4 separate regions of the Homo sapiens genome follow, and regions 2, 3 and 4 are each linked to region 1. Evidence: chromatin loops called from intact Hi-C (ENCODE). Cell type or tissue: ascending aorta. All regions are shown on one strand.

The links. A loop is a pair of places that touch in the nucleus more often than their neighbours do. Peaks named below come from ENCODE experiments on the same cell type or tissue, not always from the same donor. Only the 100,000 strongest peaks of a DNase experiment are listed, where the experiment ranks them.
Region 2: a loop joins it to region 1, with 2.2 times the contacts of the local background. A loop is called at or near these places in 7 of 110 quality-filtered maps.
Region 3: it touches region 1 in a loop (2.5-fold over the local background); 2 of 110 quality-filtered maps call a loop at or near these places.
Region 4: a loop joins it to region 1, with 2.6 times the contacts of the local background. A loop is called at or near these places in 3 of 110 quality-filtered maps.

The regions. Positions count from the first base shown.
Region 1 is chr1:228,900,655-228,905,654 of GRCh38, reverse strand. No RefSeq gene overlaps it. Among named protein-coding and RNA genes, the nearest start is that of RHOU, 170 kb to the right of the region's middle. RefSeq lists a silencer at 2,279-2,573. In ascending aorta, no CTCF peak of the experiment used is centred here; a DNase peak (open chromatin) is centred at 2,424; H3K27ac peaks cover 1,991 bases.
Region 2 is chr1:228,839,322-228,844,321 of GRCh38, reverse strand. No RefSeq gene overlaps it. Among named protein-coding and RNA genes, the nearest start is that of RHOU, 110 kb to the right of the region's middle. In ascending aorta, no CTCF peak of the experiment used is centred here; a DNase peak (open chromatin) is centred at 1,901; H3K27ac peaks cover 1,445 bases.
Region 3 is chr1:229,084,767-229,089,766 of GRCh38, reverse strand. It overlaps LINC02815 (long intergenic non-protein coding RNA 2815), which reads left to right. Exons shown (of 5, transcript NR_186727.1): 5 at 1-2,667. Among named protein-coding and RNA genes, the nearest start is that of LINC02815, 67 kb to the left of the region's middle. RefSeq lists an enhancer at 993-1,711. In ascending aorta, no CTCF peak of the experiment used is centred here; DNase peaks (open chromatin) are centred at 1,466, 1,766 and 2,226; H3K27ac peaks cover 4,056 bases.
Region 4 is chr1:229,116,140-229,121,139 of GRCh38, reverse strand. The region is part of intron 2 of LINC02815 (long intergenic non-protein coding RNA 2815); the gene reads left to right. Among named protein-coding and RNA genes, the nearest start is that of LINC02815, 36 kb to the left of the region's middle. RefSeq lists enhancers at 4,233-4,732, 4,733-5,000. In ascending aorta, no CTCF peak of the experiment used is centred here; a DNase peak (open chromatin) is centred at 3,049; H3K27ac peaks cover 2,510 bases.

The DNA.
Region 1 (5,000 bases):
TTCTCTCTTCCAGTTTCTTTTTTTTCTTTTTTTTCTTTTTTTTTTTTTTTTTGAGACAGACTCTTGCTCTGTCACCCAGGCTGGAGTGCAGTGCTGTGATCTCTGTCTTGCTGCAACCTCTGCCTCCTGGGTTCAAGCTATTCTTCTGCCTCAGCCTCCTGAGTAGCAGGGACTACAGGTGCCTGCCACCATGCCCTGCTAATTTTTATACTTTTAGTAGAGATGGGGTTTTGCCATGTTGGCCAAGCTGGTCTTGAACTCCTGACCTCAGGTGATCCACCTGCCTCGGCCTCCCAAAGTGCTGGGATTACAGGCATGAGCCACCGTGCCTGGCTGCCCTCTTCCAGTTTCTAAAGGCTGTCCCCTTCCTTAGTTCTGAACACATTCCTCTATCTTCAAAGCCAGCAATGCTGCATCTCTCTGATCATTCTTCTGTATCACATCTCCCTTCTGCCTTCCTCATCTACTTTTAAGAACCCTTGTTCTTGAACAAGGACATTGGTCCTACCTGGATAGTCTAAGATAATCTCCCTACCTTAAGGTCAGTTTATTAGCAACCTTAATTCCATCTGCAACCTTAATTCCCCTTTGCCATGTAACATAACATAGTCACAGGTTCTAGAGATTTGGGCACAGATATCTTTGGGGAGCATTATTCTGCCTACCACAGTCTGGATAAGGTGAGAACTGGCCAGATCATGGAGAGAACAGCAACCTCAGAACTGCTTTCTGACCCAAATACAACACATAGGGAATGGCTGTGAGACAATTCCCCCTAGGGATATTTGCTGACCATAGAGAACCTATATAAGCGACAGTGGTTATCTGTCTCCATGTATACGATGTCCAGACCCTACTGGTCCCCCAGGATATTTCATCTCAAACAGACATATCCAGCTCAGTGTGTTTCATACTTTCAGCATAGTTTAAAATGTGGGGAAGAATTCCTCCTGGAACTCAAAGGGGATAAATGTTGGGGGATTAGTGAGAATTTCTGAAATTGGGAAAGTTAAAAGTTGGCAAACTCCTTTATTATTCACATTAGGCTTCAACTTAGCAACTTACCAAGATTGCCTTGGGCCTCCATGCCATCCTATTCACTGTGAAGTGAGCATGGCCAATCTGGTTTATTTATTTTTTAGGGGCAGGGAGGGTCTCATTCTGTCATGAGGTTGGAGTGCAGTGGCCCATTCATAGTTGCTGCAGCCTTAACCTCCTGGGCTCAAGTGATCCTCCCACCTCAGCCTCCCTGGTAGTTGGGACCACAGTCATGCACCGCCACGCCTGGGTAATTTTTAAATTTTTTGTAGAGATGGGGTTTTCACTGTGCTGACCAGGCTGTTCTCAAACTCCTGGGCTCAAGTGATCCTCCCACCTCGGCCTCCCAAAGTGCTGAAATTACAGGTGTGAGCCACCAAACCCCGCTCTAAACCATTTTATACTCTGATTCATCAGCATTGAGTTGCACAGAATACAATACACTCTCGCTAGTTTAAGCGGAGAAGAAATATTGAGGGTGTGAAATAGTTTACAGAATCATTGGGAGAGCAGAGGAAACAGATTTGAGGCTAAGCTTCTAGGAATTACATCCAAAGCCACATTGCAGGACTGGTGGCCAAAGTCACCAAAGTCACCACAGTCCCCACAGTCCCCACAGCTCCTGCTGCTCTGAGGAGGCTGCCTGCTGAATCAGGAAGCCGCGACTAGCACTGCAGTCTGCAGAGCTGCGCAGGGAAAGCTGCCTCCAAGGAATCGAAGCACTGTTCCTGTAGCTGCTCACTGCATGGAACAGTGATCTTTCTGCAACAGTCCCACACCTGCAAAACTGGAAGTCTTGTGTCCCGCCTCTTGTTTGGCTTAACTCTGCTCTGAAATCAACCCTTCCAGGAGGGAATTTGCTTGGCAGATACTAATCACATCTGGAGCCTTGGGCCTGGGAAACATAGGGTTTAGCTCTCCAGGCTCTGGGTGAAGGAAAGGAGAGTGTTGGGATAGATAGTGAGGAATCAGCCCAGGGCGCCCACCATTGTCAGTGAGACAGTGGGGAAGAGTTAGCACCCGAAGCCCCCAAGCCCACTGTGGAAAGTGATTTCACCTGCGTGAGGATCACCAGAACAGAGTCTGAAACAGGGCTCCCCAGAGCATGTCGCATCTTCCTCCTCCTTCTTCATATCTTTCTTTTTTTAAACAAAATTTCCTGGGCTTGTGTGGTTCAGTGTTTGGGTTGACTTTTGTTTCAGCTGAACTAGTTGACTTATTCTGGCTTTGTGGCTGCGCCAGTGAAATATGTACATATTTTGCCTGTGTACGGCTATCTTTTCCTGTTTTCCTTCAGGGATTATACATCAGCACAGAGTCCATGGCACTGCTCCAGATAAAACAGCGCGGCAGAATCATCACCACTGGCAGAGCTCTCTGGTTGACTCATGAGGATTGGGAATAAATGACCAAATATAAACAGTGGAGTGGTGCCAACTGAGGCTCCCTTGTAGCAAACGGTCCCCTGTGGCATGTGAAAAAGAGGCCGGGAAAAGCCCAGCTGTGGGCACCATGCCACTGACTGCCGCTAATTTACTGCCATGACTACTCCAGGGCACCCTGATTTCTGCTTTTCAGAAACCTTTTGTGCATTGTTTTTTCCACTATCCCCATTTGGTTGACTAACCTGTAAGGCACTGGCTCCCTCAGCCAGTCAGGGCTTAGGCCTGTTTTGTCACACTGCAAATCCCTCACTGGCTGGTTGGTAGCCGTGAGAGAGGACGCATTGATATTCCTAACCAAGTCTTGCTGGCCTTTAGCTTCCACGTGCTTACCTGCAAAATCCTCAGCTTATCTGGTGTAATCAAGATAAAAAATAAATGATCGATCGACCGATCGATAGATAGATAGATACATACATACATACATATTTAAATGCATAGATGAGATTGGTAGATAGATGATAAATAGATGAAAGATAGAGATAGATATGATAGGATAGGTAGGTAGATAGACAGTCAATAGGTAGGTTGACAGACACACAGAGAGAGACATGTAGATGTCACAGCACCGGCCATTGAAGGAGCCTGAACAACCTCACACATGCACAGCACCAGGCCCCTCTCCTTCTTCTCTGGCTCCTTACAGGATCTTCTGTCCAGAAGCTGCTGGAGGCATCAGTGGTTGCCCTCCATGGTTAGCACCCTGCCGGGGGGTGGGGGACATCTCCTGAAACTGAAGAACCCCCATGGCACTGAATGACACAAACTTCCCTTCTAGTCTCCCAGCCCAGGGTGGCACTGTGTCCTGTGCAAAAGTGAGGAGGATGCCCCTTTTCCCAACTCTGTCACTCTTTCTCATCTGAGCCTTAAAGAGTCGTGGCATACTCTCAGAGTGTAACACAGACCTTCCTGAAAACAACCCACTTTACGCTACCTGTAGTCTCTTTCTCCAAGACACTGGCCACAATCCCAGGGCCACATGTAAGCTCTCAGCCCAGGGTACTGGCCCCCAAATCTTTCTCTATCAGCACTCCTCCCCATCAGCACTGGCCACTCAGCCTGTGGGTGTATATGCATGTGTGTGCTGGGTATTGAGTGTGTGTATGTGCTGTGTTGAGCGTGTGCATGCATGTACATGCAGGGAAGCACAGTGTAGGCTAAGCTGAGACCCCTCATTTACTTAGGTGGGAGGATACTAAGAGATCTAAATACACACATCAATAGCAGGGGCTCTGCAGACACTCAGCAAGCTGGGAGTGGCCACCTGGAGGCTGTGTGGAAGGGGCCCCGAGGAAGAGCTCACCTTAGAAGATAACGCTTAGTCTCTGGTCCCTGCCAAATGACACTGTTACACTCCTAAGTTCCCTGCTCTCCAGGACATATTCTGAATACCAAATAAGACCCATGAGGCATGGTAGCTCAAACCGCAGGTTCCAGCGTGTCAAGTGTGTTTCCAGGACCAGCTGACCCTGCTCCAGTGAGAGGTTACCAAAGGCCTCTCAATATACAGGACCACCCACATCACTGCAGACCCCGCCAATATGCCAGAGCACTGATCACTTGATCTGAACAGAAAAGAGTGGCAGCCTAGGAGGGGCTGACGCTGAGTCAAGCTCGCACCCATTGAGAACATTCTTCTTCCCAAGTATTCCCTGCAATGACAGTGTAAGAAAGCTGGGATGCAGATAGAAATACTTGGTCTAGCAGTTTGGGTTTTTGCATTTTTCTGTAAGATTGCATTAAAGTGTGACATGGGTCCATGGACCAAGGAAAAGTTTTGGATTCAGTGGACTAAGCCTCATAATGTTATTAGGGCTACTAATGGGTGACGTTACAGTCTCTTCCTGCCACCTGCAGAGGCCCCAGATGGACCCATCCCTTCTAATGCACAGCTCTCCACACCCAACCTGTGGGCCTAGTTACAGTTGTGTGGTGGGGCCGACCCTCCACCCACACCCTGGTGGCCGCAGCAGTGAAGAGGGCTACAGCTTCCATGGGTGGGTGGCAAGATCTCATACCAGTCCCATGAGAAAGCTAAGATGCTTTATAAATGCTGCAAACTGTCAGCCCGCAAGTGAGTGCTTAATGCCAGAAAGCATACAGAAAGTCAAAGCAAACGTCTCTCAACCCTGTTTTTCGGTTGGGTTTTATTGTTTGTTCTTTGTGGCTGGGTGGGAGACTGGGGTAGAAAAAAAAATCCATGATTCTTTTTGAACCTGCCTTGTGTCCTTTTAAGAAGTAGCTTCTACCAGCAGCTGGTTTTGGTTTTTTGGTTTTTTTCCAGAGAGAAATGTGAGGGAGGACTGTGTTAGGAGCAAAATGTTCGTATCCACTTGCAGCAGCCTCTTGGTGCATTTCGGGAAACGGTATGTGCTGCCTGGATGCCTGGGGTTCTTTAGAATGAGCACATATTTATGTTAAGGAGGAAAAAAAACACTTGTATTTTCAACCTCAAAGATGATTTTTTAAAAGTCAAAACAACTCACATCCTAGGCTGCCAGAATGCTTGCTTTCTGCGCT
Region 2 (5,000 bases), 61 kb after region 1:
AAGGCCGGGCGCAGTGGCTCATGCCTGTAATCCCAGCACTTAGGGAGGCCAAGATGGGTGGATCATGAGGTCAGGAGATCGAGACCATCCTGGCTAACATGGTGAAACCCTGTCTCTACTAAAACTACAAAAAAAAAAATTAGCCAGGAGTGGTGGTGGGCGCCTGTAGTCCCAGCTACTCAGGAGGCTGAGGCAGGAGAATGGCGTGAACCTGGGAGGCGGAGCTTGCAGTGAGCCGAGATTGTGCCACTGCACTGCAGCCTGGGCGACAGAGCGAGACTCCGTAAAAATTTATTTTAAGAATACATACACACACACACACACACACACATATATATATATACACACACATACATATTTTATTTTAGACAGAGTCTCACTCTGTCACCCTAGCTGGAGTGCAGTCGTGTGAACATGGCTCACTGCAGCCTTGACTTCCTGGGCTTAAGCAATTCTCCCACCTTAGCCTTCTGAGCAGCTGGGACTACAGGCATACATCACCATGTCCTCCTCCAAAAGTGCTGGGATTACAAGCGTGAGCCACTGCACTTTTTTAAAAAAGAGAATTTTTCAAATGTAACCCAGAATCCCAGACCCCCATTCTATTTGAGCAAATGAGAACAAAACCTGGGAATCTGCCTGCTAACAAGAAACCCAGATGGTCCTTGATACAGTGGCTGTGGCCTACACCTTAGGAAGCACTATGGTCAGTACAAGTCTCTTAGCAGAAAACGAGGGGACCTGGAAGGGCAGCAAGGTTCATGTGAGATTTTACAGAGGAGCATCTCTTCCTCTAAGTCAAGAAGGAAGAAGTCAGGTGCCCAAGAGGAATATGCACAGAGTAGGAGAAATTTCTTTTCTTTTTTTTTTTTTTTGAGATGGAGTCTCACTCAGTTGCCCAGGCTGGAGTGCAGTGGCGCGATCTCGGCTCACTGCAAGCTCCGCCTCCTGGGTTCACCCCATTCTCCTGCCTCAGCCTCCCGAGTAGCTGGGACTACAGGTGCCTGCCACCACACCTGGCTAATTTTTTTGTATTTTTAGTAGAGACGGGGTTTCACCATATTAGCCAGGATGGTCTCGATCTTCTGACCTTGTGATCTGCCCATCTCGGCCTCCCAAAGTGCTGGGATTACAGGCGTGAGCCACCGCGCCCAGCCAAGTAGGAGAAATTTCTAAAGGCAGGAAAGGAAATTCATGGAGTTCAGATAAGAGTGAGGAACATGGAGAAAGAGTAGGAGTAGAAAGGGTGAGAAGTGGCATAGGCAGTGAGGAAGACAGGAAACTCTGCCAGGCTGCAGACAGGCTGGCTGTGTTCAAATGTGGGGTTTGCAGTGGAGCTAACCCAACACCTACAGGACCAAATAGGACACACTGTGCCTTCCTCTCCCCAAAGAGGAAGCATATAGGGGTTTGGAGTGGGTTATTCCTCTGTCCCCCAGCCATGATGTACAGGAAGAGATAGGAATAAGATTATGATTTATGATTTGCAGTTATCATGAGCATGAAACTGTGTAGGATCTCAATTGAGATGCCTGGGAAATAACACCAATCATGTATGAAGTGCCAGATGCAGTACAAATAACCTTTCAACAACGTCTTGGGATAAATCTTATTATACCCATTTCCAAATTTAAAAACCAAGATTGGACTTGATTATGATTCCATATTTGTTCAGACAGCGGCAGCTCCCATACTGGACACACATTTCTCCCTTATTAAAGCTCAGGTTCCTTTACCATCACCCCTATAGAGAGGGACCTGCCCAGGGTCCCAGGAGCAGGGAAGGGGAGCCCAGCAGGGAACATAGCCTTTTGTCTTCCAGAGTCGGTGAACAGGCTGGCATCAGCCCCTCAGGCTGAGCTCATGAGATTCTGGATAGCAGCTTTGTTGATGACTCACCCACCTCACAGTGATAACGTCACAGTCTTGCTGAATAATGCAGCACAGAGCAGGGGTCAGGGCTGTCGCCAGGGTCCCTGCCAGAGCCCCAGGACACAGTTGGGAGCTTCACGGTTAGCCAAGAAAAATGGGTCAGCCCTCTTTGCTCATCCTTCCTCCCTCCTCCTGCTGGAATGGGGCATTGTTTCTCCTTTCTCTGTCACTGTCTTCAGCCAGTGCTTAGAGTATCAGACAGAGTGGGCCTAACCACAGGCCACAGGCTGAGAGCTGTCTGCAGAGACTACAGTGTTTGGCCAAAGGGGGCTTTCCAGCAGGGCTGTGTGAAAACCCAGACCTCTTATTAAGGAAAGATTTGGGGTGGGAAGAATAAGCTGGAAATGTGTTCATCTCTTATCCAATAAGTATTCATTGAGTGCCTACTGTAGGCTGGGATTCCAGGGGGTCAGTGACACAAAGAAATTGAGACCATCTGCTGTGGAATCTCGTGTTTCATTCACTCTTGCGGCCCTACAAGTGAAATGGTATCTGACACATGTAGGCACTCGGTAGGTCTCTATTGAATAAATGAATGACAGGCTTGGTTCCAACTTTTATGAAGCTCACAGTCTATGGAAGGCAAACATATAATCACACAATTAATTCACTCTAATGGTGATAGAATTATGAAGTGCAGGATGAGTTGCGATTATTTTGAAAAGCTTTAAAAGTTTTTTGCTTGAGTGATGTTTCTTTTGAGAGTCTTCTCAGTTTTGATATGAGACAAAAATCTTAAAAGTTAGCATAAGTCTTGGGTGGAATTGCAGCTATAGACAGACAATTCAGCATGCTATACTCTAATGTGAGGATAAATGCCTTTCAGTTTCTGTGAGAGAAAGAAAAAATAAACTCAGTTTCTCCTACTATTCTCTCATAACACAGGGTACTTCTGTGACCTCTGTCACCAATGTATGGGTATGTCCCCCCACCACGCAAGCAAGCAATTCTACAGATTTTCCAGTAGACACTAGCTGGACGTCCTTGAATTCAATTCATTTCTGTCACTACCTGCCTGAAGATAGCATCTGATCCCACGGGTTGAGGGCTCAGTCCCACAAGACCTCCACCACTTCTGATGCCAATCACAAGCCCCAGGTTATTTTACTTGTGGTTTCTGACTGGTTATAAATCTGGGTTCCTAAGACCCTGTCCTTGGGTTTAATTAATTTGCTAGAGCAGCTCACAGAACTCAGAGAGTCACGTAGCTGTGTTTACTGGTGTATTATAAAGGATATTATGTAGGATACAGATGAAGAGAGGCACAGGGCGAGGCATGTGGAAGGCGCTCAGACCTTCATGTCCTCTCCTTGTGTGCGAGTCTCTAGAAACCTCCATGAGTTCAGCTGCCTGGAAGTTCCCTGAACCCTGTACTTTGGGGTTTTATAGAGGCTTCATTATGTAGGCATGATTGATTAAATCATTGGCCATTGATGTTCAGCTCAACCTTCAGCCCCTCTTCCCTCCCCTGAGGTTAGGGGTGGGGGTGAAAGTTCCAACTTTATAATCACATGGTTGGTTCCCCTGGCCACCAACTCCCATCCCGAGGCTATCTAGGAGCCCAGCCAGAGTTGCCCGATTAGAACAAAAGATGCTACTAGCACTCCTATCTCTCAAGAAACTCCAAGGATTTTAAGAGCTCTGTGTCAGGAACTGAGGGCAGAGACCAATATGTGTACAGTCATATGCTAAATAATGGCATTTTAGCCAAGGATGGGCCATACATATGATGGTGATCTCAAAAGATTACAATGAATCTGAAAAATACCTATCCCTTAGCGATGCATGCCATGGTTGTCATAATGTCATAGTGCAATTACTTTATTTTTTAATAAATTTAGTGTAGCTAAAATAAATTTAGTGTACAGTAATGTAACATCCCAGGCCTTTCCATTCATTCACCGCTCACTCACTGGCTCACTCAGGGCAACTTCCAGTCCCACAGGCTCCATTCACGGTAACTACCCTAGACCGTGTACCTTTTTTCATCTTTTTTTTAATTTTTTTTTTTTTCAGACAGAGTCTCGCTCTGTGGCCCAGGCTGGAGTGCAGTGGTGCAGTGGCACAATCTCGGCTCACTGCAACCTCCACCTCCCAGGTTCAAATGATTCTCCTGCCTCAGCCTCCCGACTAGCTGGGATTACAGACACACACCACCACACCCAGCTAATTTTTCTACTTTTAGTAGAGATGGGGTTGCACCATGTTGGCCAGGCTGGTCTCAAACTGCTGACCACAAGTGATCCGCCCACCTTGGCCTCCCAAGTGCTGGGATTACAGGCGTGAGCCACCACGCCCAGCCCCATTTTTCATCTTTTCTAACCACATTTTTATGGTACCTTTTCTGTGTTTAGATATGTTTAGATTCACAAATACCACTGTGTTACGATTGCCTACAGTATTTGGTACAGGAGCAATAGGTTATCCCATATAGTATAGGTATGTAGTAGGTTATACCGTCTAGGTTTGTGTAAGTACTCTCTATGACGTTCAAACAACAATGAAATCACCTGATGCATTTCTCAGACTGCATCCCCATCATTAAGCAATGCGTGACTGTACTTCTTATTATTCCACAGTGGCAAAAATAAAGCAGAGCAAAACAAAACAGTGCGTGTGTGTGTGTGTGTGTGTATGCAAGTGTGTGCATCCAAGCCTCTGTGTCTGCACAGAGTAAGGGTCCGTGGCCCTCATCAATAGCATCTCATGGGCTTTGGATCAGGCATTTGTCATTTGTAATATGTCCCCTTCCATTCTAGTTCTTGCTCGGTAAACCAGTTCAAAAACGCTCATTTCTGCCTCATTCTTCATTCTCTAGCCCCATGCCTCTCCAGGATGGTCAGAGGCCACCTTAGATGGCCCCGGCCTGCCCTGTACTTAGCTTCCCTTCCTCTCACCCCATAAGCCCTCTGTGAAGAGCAGGCTCTCTCCCTCCGCTCCACTGCCCCAGCGTCTTAGCTGAGTTCATGACCATTTTCAAAAATAAACAACAAATATAGTGGGCTGTGGGGGAGACAACGCACTTTGGAGCAAGAGGATCATGAGTCATGGTTTGGCTATTTCTCTGA
Region 3 (5,000 bases), 180 kb before region 1:
GCAGCATCTTCCTCCAGGAGGTCGAGGTGTCTCCTGGACCTTAGAGACTCCAGGACACAGGACAGAGCTCTGAACTGTGGAGCCGGGAAACCTGGTTCCAGTCTCAGCCCAGATTTACCAGCCGTAGACTTGGCCAAGTCACTCACAAAACCCAAAGGGTGAGGCAGAGCTGGCCCTGCCTGCATGGCAGGGAGATTTTGAGAAGCATGAAGAGAGTCAGGAAGTGCCTGGGGATCGAATCCACCCAGCAGTGCAAGGCATTGCTCTCCCAATTCTCCATTGGGAAAAAAAAATCCAGACAAAGACAGTACAGAGAATATGGTAGCCAATACTGCAGCAGTCACCACCCGGAAAAACAGACACTAATATAATAACTTGTGATTTTTGCTTCATATCTCTGTGGCATAAAACCATGACACATAAAGTTTATGTCCCCCTTTAACCATTCCTCAATGCTATTCCCCTCCTCTCTCCCCCTCCTCAACGGCAACCACTGATATGTTCGCTCTATTCTGTGCTTTTCATATTTTAAATATATTGTTTATGGGAATGATCATATATAAGAAATATATTATACTGTTTGTTTTAAAAGTTTGCATAAATAATATCAAAGTAAATTATTTAAGTGTCCCCAGCAGTCCCTGTCCCCGTCCACCTTTCCCTCAGTTCTCTTCCATCACAGTAAAGAAAACTGCCCAAACCTGGTCACCGCCCCTGGACTTTCGAAGTGGCTTCCTACTTGGGGTCCTGCTTCCAACATTGGCCCTGTGAGTGACAAGGATCTCATTCCTTTTGTGCTCAAAGCTCTGGCCTCTCTCTCCCTCCTTGGCCTTGCCCAGCCCAGCCCCACCCCTGTCCTCAGAACCTCACACCTGTCGTTCCCCACCTGGGGTGCCCTTCCCGCTGGCTGGCCCCTCACCTCTCTCAGATTTCTGCTCTAATGACAGTAACTGGAGAGGCCTTGCCTGAAGTCCCCTCCTCTTTCTCCTTACCTTGCTTTTTGGTTATGCATCCTCCTCCTAATTGCTTTATTTATTTATGTGTTTAATCACCATCCTCTTACTTTTCTAAGGCTCGTCCTGATTTTTTTCACATCCTGGTATCTGAGCCGGCAGTGATTCTATACCTGGCAGCAGCCTGTGCGGCAGAGCTGTGTGTAAAGGGGTCCATGCAGAGCCCTGGGAGAAAGAAAAATGAAGGGGAAAAGGTTGACCTGAGCTTTTTCACCTGGGGCTGGAAAGTGGACCAGAGCCTATCATTCCAACCTGCAGGTGCCTAAGGCCCAACAGAAAGTTCACCAGGAAAGACCAAGAGAATTGGGGTGACCCTCCCACAGTATCAGAGGGAAGGGGAGTGGGGAGGAGTACAGCAGTGCAGACCAGCCCCACAGGTGCTTAGCCAGGCCTTTGGTTCTGCCAGGGAAAGGAGGGTGCCTTCCACAGCATGAAAACTACACCACGTCCCAATGTGTCCGGGACCTGCCGCCAGCCGCCTGCACAGTAGTCAGGTGGATGCCACCGGGATACAGCCCACACTGACTCCTGACCCCAGGGGGTACAGCCCACGCTGACTCCTGACCCCAGGGGGTACAGCCCACGCTGACTCCTGACCCCAGGGGGTACAGCCCACATTGACTCCTGACCCCGGGGGTTACAGCCCACACTGACTCCGGACCCCGGCGTGGGAGGGGCTGGCCCGAGATGAAATCTCGAAGGTGGGTCAGGCTAGGTCCTGGAGTCAGGGGAAGCGTGGGGTTCAGGCCAGGCCTGGGTTCTCCCTGAAGTGAGGCTGACTCTGAGCCTTTCTTGAAACCCCAAATGTCACAGCAGTGCCCCGAAGGTAGGTGAGGCTCTGTTGCAGGGAATGCTGAGGAAAAAGGGAACATCAGGGATTGGTCTGGCCTGAAGCCTGCACTCCCCTAAATTATACCCTGGTATGATTTGGGCTTGCCCTGGAGTTACCTCAACTAACCTGGGGTCCTTGGGGGAAACAGAGATGGACAGGGTTGATGTATATTTCGGGTTGATTTGGACTCTAAGGATTATCCCAGCTCAGACCTCGCTCTCAAGGAATAGGAGCCTGGCATCTGTCTATCACCCCCTTGGCCCTGGGTATAGTCTGGATGAGCAGAGGCACGCGTGTGGCCCCAAGAGTCCCACCCTCTGGCTCTCTCCTCCCAAGACATTCTGGAGCCATGACATGTCTCCCAGGAAGGGAGAATTATTTTTGTCTGTGGCATAAATAAAGCCAGGAATGAGTTCCAATAATCACAAGCACATGCCAGCATGTGGAGGCTACTCTGACAGCAGCAGAAGGTTCCAGCACTGCCTGCCCTGCTGGTCCTGGCTGCAGGGAGGTGACCGGGATGGTCAGGGGTCGGGAGCAGGAGGGAGCCTCCAGGATTTTATTTAAAATGATCAGGTTTTTCAAACAAATGGAAAAATAAAAAAATCTTGAAAACAAATCTTTTAAAAATTTACCCACTTCACTCCAGATCTTAAGAAATAAAAATAAAACATGACTATTCCTCTAGAATCCTGACCCATACCATACAACTCTCTTCCCAGAGGTCATTGCCAACATCGATTTCTATTTATTTTTCTCATGCTTGCTTTAATATTTCTACTATATATGTATGCATCTATAAATAAACTCTATGTGACATTGTTTTGTGTTTTAAAATCCTTTGACTTTTTACTGTACATATGATTCTGCAACTTGCTTTTTATTTTAGAAAATTAGGGCAAAAAACCACATAACCTAAAATTCACCCTCCCAACAATTTCTACTTGTAGAGTACAATATTGTTAACCACACTTAAAGTGTTGTGCAACAGATTCCTAAGCCCCCTTTCCCCTCCTGCATGACTGAAACTCTGCACCGACTGAAAAGCAACTCCTCACCCCTACTTCCCTGGCTTCTGGCAGCCACCATTGTGTTCCTGTGAGTTTGATTACTCTAGACACCTTTTACAAGTGGCATCATACACTTTTTGTATTTTGTGATTGGCTTATTTCACATAGCATAATATCCTCAAGGTTCATCCACTGAGTAACATGCAACTGAATTTCCTTCCTTTTTAAGGATGAATAATATTCCATTGTCTTTACAGAGCACACTTCTTTATCCATTCACCCATTGATGGATATTTACGTTGCTTTCACCTCTAGGCTTTTGTGAATAATTCTGCTGTAAACATGGGTGTACAAATATCTCTTAAATATCCTGTTTTCAATTCTTTTGGATACATACCCAGAAGTAGGATTGCTGGATCATATGGTAGTTTTATTTTTATTTTTTTGAAGAATCTCCATACTGTTTTTCACAGTGACTACAACATTTTGCATTCCAATCAACACTGAACAAGGGTTCTAATTTTTCCACATCCTTGCCAAAATTTATTTTCTGTTTTTTGTTTTTATACTAGCCATCCCAATGGGTATGAAGTGATATTTCATTGTGGTTTTGACTGAATTCCTTAGTGATTAGTGATGTTGGGCATCTTTTCATGTGTTTGTTGGCCATTTGTATATTTTCTTTGGAGAAATATCTATTTAAGTCCTTTGCCCATTTTTAAATAGGGTTATTTGGGTTTGTTGTTGTTGTTATTGAGTTGTAGGAATTCTTTATATATTCTGACTATTAACTTTTTATCAGATGTATCATTTAAAAATATTTTCTCCCATTCCATAGGTTGTCTTTTCACTCTGTTAATTGTTTCCTTTGCTGCAGAGTTTTTAAGCTTGATGTCATCCCATTAGTCTATTTTTGCTTTTGTTGCCTCTGCTTTTGGGGCTACCTCCAAGAAATTCTTGCCAAATTCAATATCATGAAGTTTTTCCCATATGTTTTCTTCTATGACTTTCATATTATACTTTCAGGTCTTTAATTCATTTTGAGTTAATTTTTGTGTATAGTATATGCAATTTGGTTTTTAAACTTATTTTGTTTTTGAGATTTACCCATGTTAGTACAAGTAGCTCCAGCTCAACACACGTTGCTGCTGCTGGAAACCCCTGGTAATGTTAGTTATCCACAAGTCGTTCATTCATTTGTAAACTCTTTACACACAGTGCTGTGATGAGTGTTCTCTAAGGTTCCTGTGCACATATGTGACAAGCAGAATCATGGGCCCTGAGGTTGCACTTCTTCTGTATTAATAGATAATCCCCAATTGCTATGCAAAGGGGTTGTAGGCACTGGATATATACCAACTTCTGTAAAGACTGAAGAAAAACTCCTTGTACTTCTGGCCAGGGAGAAGAAAAGTAACCATTTAAAAATACACCAGAACATTCTGTTCTTTTTAACAAGGCTTCCCCTCAGGAGAAACTATTTAGCCAGAGCCTAACCAACATGGAGGAAGGAAAATATCAAATTCTAGCCCACGAATTAATTTCAGACAAAGTAGACTCCAGAGAAAGGAAAATTATCAAAATAAAGAGAGACATTATGTAATGATATAGGGTCAATTTTCCAAGAAGACATAACAATTCTTAATGTGCATGCACCTAAAAGAACTGACATGAGACAAAATGTGTGAGAGAAAACTGATAAAAATCCAAGGAGAAATAGATAAATTCACTTTTATATTTGGAAGCTTCAACTCCCCTCTATCAGTAATTGACAGATCCAGTAGGCAGAAGATCAGTAAGATATAGTTGAACTGAACAACAGCATCAATCAACTGCATCTAATTGACATTTATAGAATACTTCATCCATTAATAGCAGAATACACATCCTTCTTAAACTCACACAGAATTCACCAAGAGACTGCATTCTGGTTTATGAAGCGCACCTTAACAAGTTTAAAAGAATAGAAACTGTATAAAATTTGCTCTCAGATGACAGTACAATTAAACTAGAAATCAGTAATACAAAGACAGTGGGAGAAACCCCCAATTACTTGGATAAAACGATCCACTTCTAAATGGCACAGAAGTCAAAGAAAAAGTCTCAGGAGAAATTTAAAGATATTTTGAACTAAGTGAAAATGAA
Region 4 (5,000 bases), 220 kb before region 1:
GGGAATTAAAAACAATCCGTTTCTCCCCGTCTAGAGTGGGTTCCATTTTCCTCAGCAGCCTTCCAAAGTACCCAAGGAAAGGGGGTGTGGGTTTGTAGGGACTTAATTGGCTCACCTGACCCTTCTGGGCTACAGTTAGACTCGCATGGCTGTGAGGCGGCCTGGTCTGCACACACTGGCTGACACCGACCTCTCAAATGGAAAACCCACTCAGGCAGAGAGACCGTCTCTTTCCAAATCTGAAAACAAGCCTCTGCTATTTCTGTTTAGGATTCCCCAGGTTCTCCGCCCTCACTTCAGAAAGATTTCACTTTTCTCATCAGGACAATTTCCCTTCTTCTTCTCAGAGTGGTCTGACTGGCCCAGAAGAGGCACAGAAGCTGTAGGTTTAAAAACAGGACCCACCTTACACACACTCTGTCTCTCGAGAGGAGCCAGGCAGCTGGGACACCTGACTGAGGCAGCCGGCCATTAGCATAAGGCCTCAGACTGAGTCTGGGCCCACACTCAGGGGAGTGTTTTATCTGCTGGGTGTCATTTGTAAGAGCCCTCATTAGTTGTTCCTAGAAGGTGCGCATTGACAGGACATGGACCAGCTCATTACTACTGCCCTGGAGGCAGCACAAGCTGTTTGTCCCATGGCCTGAACCCCCACCCCATGCTTCTTTTCTCCACTGCTGTCGACGTCAACATCTATACCCCTCAGAGTGCCCCCGTGGCGCCACCAGAGTGCGAGGTAATGAGCAATGGAAAGCGTGTCTCTGGCCCATGTGAGTGCAGTAGCTTGTTGGTGGCAGTTGGCAGGCCATGGTGGCCACCCTGACCCTTCTCCTCCTAGACTTCACTCACTGCTCAGGACTGGGAGCCGAGAGCAGGAGAGAGAAGCAGGCAGGTGTCAATTGCCCAGATCTGGGTGCAGCTCTGACTTATGTACCTTGTGGCTGGAGAGGCTCCTCTTCATCTCTCAGCCTCGGTTTTTTCATCTGCAAAATGTTCAAAATTGCTGGCACATGTGGTTGTATATGAGTAAGTGTGTTCATGAGTGTGAGTGTGTGGGTGTGAGTATGTGTGTGAATGTGAACGTATGGCTGTGTGTCGTAGTCCATTCCGGCAGCTGTAATAAAATGCCTGAAACTGAGTCATTCATAAACAACGTAAATTTATTTCTCACAGTTCTGGAGGCTGGGAGTTTTGGTGTCTGGAGAGGGTCAGGGGTCTCTGATTCCAAGATGGCGCCATGTTGCTGCGGTCCCTGGAAGGGAGGTCGCTGTGTCCTCTTGTTGGGGAATGAACCCACTTCCTTCAGCCCTTTTATAAGGCCTCCAACCCCACGCAGGAGGGCTCTGTCCTGGTAACTTCATCACCTTCCTAAAGACCTCATCTCTTCATTCTGTCACATTGGCTATTAAGTTTCAATGCACCAATCTGGGTGGACACTCAGTCCCATAGCACTGTGTGAGTGTGAGAGCGTGAATATGCGTGTGGCTGAGAGTGTATACGAGGGTGTATGAGTGCGGGTGTGTGTGTGGCTGTGGGAGCGTCAGTGTGTGGTGAGAATCATTTTTTTTTTTTAAGCAGCAAAAGCAGAGATGTATTGAAAATGAAAGTACACTCCACAATGTGGGAGTGGGCTGGAGCATAGGGGCTCAAGGGCCAGTGAGAATCATTTTTGCATCTCTTTCTTGTTCTACCGTTCATGGGGCGTCCTGAGGGCAGACGTGGGATGTCTGCCTCCTTCTCCCAGAATAGAGGTAGCCAGAAGGTGGGAGTGTAGGTGGTGTCTCTGCCCACCTCTCCTGACTGCCCCAGGTCTCTCAGCCTTGAGGAGCGGCTGGCACAGCTTCCCTGACCACGTGACCTTCTCCTGCTCATTCCACCCATGCCCTTCCTCCAAGCCCCCACCCTTCTGACTCACAGGTCCTGCCAGCCACCTGGGCAGCTCCTTGGACCACTCAGCCTCCCTGACTCGCCTTTGCCTGAAATTTCTGGGGTGAAAGGGGCCTTAGGAACTTAGCCCTTGACACTGAACCTGGGCCAAAGCCCCTTCCAAGGGCTGTTCCTTCTGCGCCTGAGCACATCTGGGGTGACAGCTCATCCATTTTGACTGTTGGGCCTGGCTGCCTTGTGAGCTCTGGGTCCCCAGGAAGTCTCCACCTCTCCTCCTGGTTCTGACCAGAGGCCACTGAGCAGAGCAGGAAGATGATCTTCTCAGGACAGCCCTGTGGCTCTCTCCAATCCCTCCTGAACCTCTCCCCCGGACCTGGCACCTGATGCCACAGGCTCAGCCACCTGTGGGCTGCACTGTGCAATCTAACAGTGCTGAGCAGAAGAGACACCTGAGCTTGAAGTTGAGAGGGTCCGAGTTTAAACCCCCAACTCTGCCAGTTTCACCTGCAACCTGGGGACTGAAACCTCCTCACAAACTTCTCAAGAGGACACAGTTAAAAGGCATGTGAATGCAGTTTGTGAAGGATGAACTATTTCACAATCAGATCATAAGACACCTTTCTGACAGTGTACTTCAAATTACTTCCTGAGTGTTCCTTTTGTCTCTGCGATTTTGTTAAGTTGTAAAATTCATATTAATTTAATTGAAATTTAATATTTAAAAATAAGTTTGGCTGGGCACAGTGGCTCACATCTGTAATCCCAGCACTTTGGCAGGTCAAGGCAGGCAGATCACCTGAGGTCAGGAGTTCAAGACCAGCCTGCCCAACATGGCGAAACCCTGTCTCTACTAAAAATATAAAAAATTAGCCGGGCATGGTGGCAGCTGCTGGTAATCCCAGCTACTCGGGAGGCTGAGGCACGAGAATCGCTTGAACCTGGGAGGTGGAGCTTGCAGTGAGCCAAGATCACACCACTGCACTCCAGCCTGGGTGATTAGAGCAAAAGTCTGTCTCAAAAAAAAAAAAGTTTTCTGCTTCTTGTGTGTGCATGGAAGCTGTTGTCCTGGCCCCAGGGCGGGGGCTGGCGCACCTGGCTCCTTTCCCAGGCTGGCCTCCTCTCTCAGTCACTGCTCCCTGGGTCTCCTTGACAAGTCACGTGGCTGACGCTCTTGGTCAGCTCCCCGGAGCCGTCCCCACCCATTTCCCCACTTGCTCATTTCTCACGACAGAGGCTGAGACAGCACCTCGCCTTGCCACTGAGGATGGCACATGAAATGCAAGGCCAGTGTGCCGGGCAGTGAGGAGGACATCGGGACCCCTCTCGGCCTCCTGTCCATTCCACCTTGGAGCCTGGGGAGGAAGGATGGGAAACTGCAGAGGTGCCCACGTCACAGTTACCCAGCCAGGCCTGGGATCTTGCCAGGGATTTTAATTAAGTAAACGATGAATGTTTTCATGGCTTAAACCATGTGGGCCAAAACCAGCCTGGTTTTGCGAATTGTGTTTTATTGGCACACAGCTAGCCTTGTGCTTACATTTCACCAGTGGTGTTTTTGAGCTTCAGGGACAGGCATGAGTTGTTGTGACAGAGGCTGTGTGGCCCACAAAGCCTCAAATATTTATGTTCTAGCCCTTTGCAGAAAAAGCTTGCCATCTCCTGATTTAAATCATCGGCTAGTTGGTTTTTTGGTGACTATCAGCCAAATGCATCCTAACTGGTCCCATAACAGAAAAAGCAACCCCCAAGAGCTCAGCCAAGGAGGTGAAAATACCATCTCCAAGAACATGTGGCGAGAGAGCTTGCGCGCTGGTTGGCTTCGAGGCTCCACCATATTGTTGAGCCCCATCTTCATCCTGCATCTTTGTCATAGGCCCACTGCATGGTCGTAGGGTAAATGCCACAGTGTCAGGACCCCTTATTCTACAAGAACGTTCAGTAGAAGAAGGCGATGATTTCCTGCCAAGCATTTTTTTTTCTTTTTAAATTTAGACCAAAGAGATCTTCCTCAGATGCCTCTTGGGAGACTTCTCCCTTTCCTGTCACAGCCAACAGAGCTGGGCCACATTTCTACCCTTAAACCAGCTGCGGGCACATACAGGTCACTGGCCAGAGGGGTGGCTTCACCATAATTGCCTTGGATGAATTCAGATCCACAATTATGCATTTTACTCTTTTCCTCATGGAGAACTCTTTTATATAGAACTTACAGCCCCAGCCAGTCTAGCAACAAGGAGCAGCCTATCCACATACCATATTCTAAGTATTGACCTGGCACTAGGCTCTGTGCTGGTGACCAAGGAGTTGGAGTCCAGCTGAGTGACAGGGATGCACCCCAGAAGCCGTGGTCCTGACCACCCAGATAAGGACTGGGGATGGTTGGGGATGGGGATACAGAATCCTGGGAGGCATTATGTCTACTGCCATCTTTTTTTTTTTTTTTTTTTTTTTTTTTATCACAAAAGCCACCAAGGTGAGGATGTGGAAGAAATATCTGGGGAAGTCGGGCAAGGAGAAGGCTTCCAGTAATACCTGCAACATCAAACCCCGCCCCTCCCACCAGGCCACTGTGTGTCCTGCCTCAGTAGGAACAATAGCTGACATCCACACGGCATTTGTCATGTGTCAATGCTTTCTCAGTTCTTTGCATGTATTAGCTCATTTAATCCCCCCAATGACCCCAGATGCCAGGCATTATTACCATTCTATTTCACAGAAGAGAAACTGAGGCACAGAGAGTTTAAGTACCTCACTGAAGGACCCCACTGTTCACACTTGGGTGCCACACGTTGGCCCGGGGTCTGGTTGCAGAGGCTGTGTGTGTTCCAGTGTGATACGCGGCCTCTGCTGAGGGATGATGGACTTGAGCGCGTGCCCACAGGAATGCGGCCTGAACGCACTGCTCAGTATCCAACAACGTTACTCGTCTCCATAACACATCATTACGGATCCTGGCCGCACACACTGAGTTAGACCAAGAGCTGGGTGCGAAGCCAAAAACGTCTTCAGTCTACAGACGTGCCTTTTGTGTCTTTAATAAATCTGAGAGAAGGTTGGAATAAGAATTCAGTTCAGCAAAAGTTTATACAACATTTTCTATGTGCCAGGGCCTT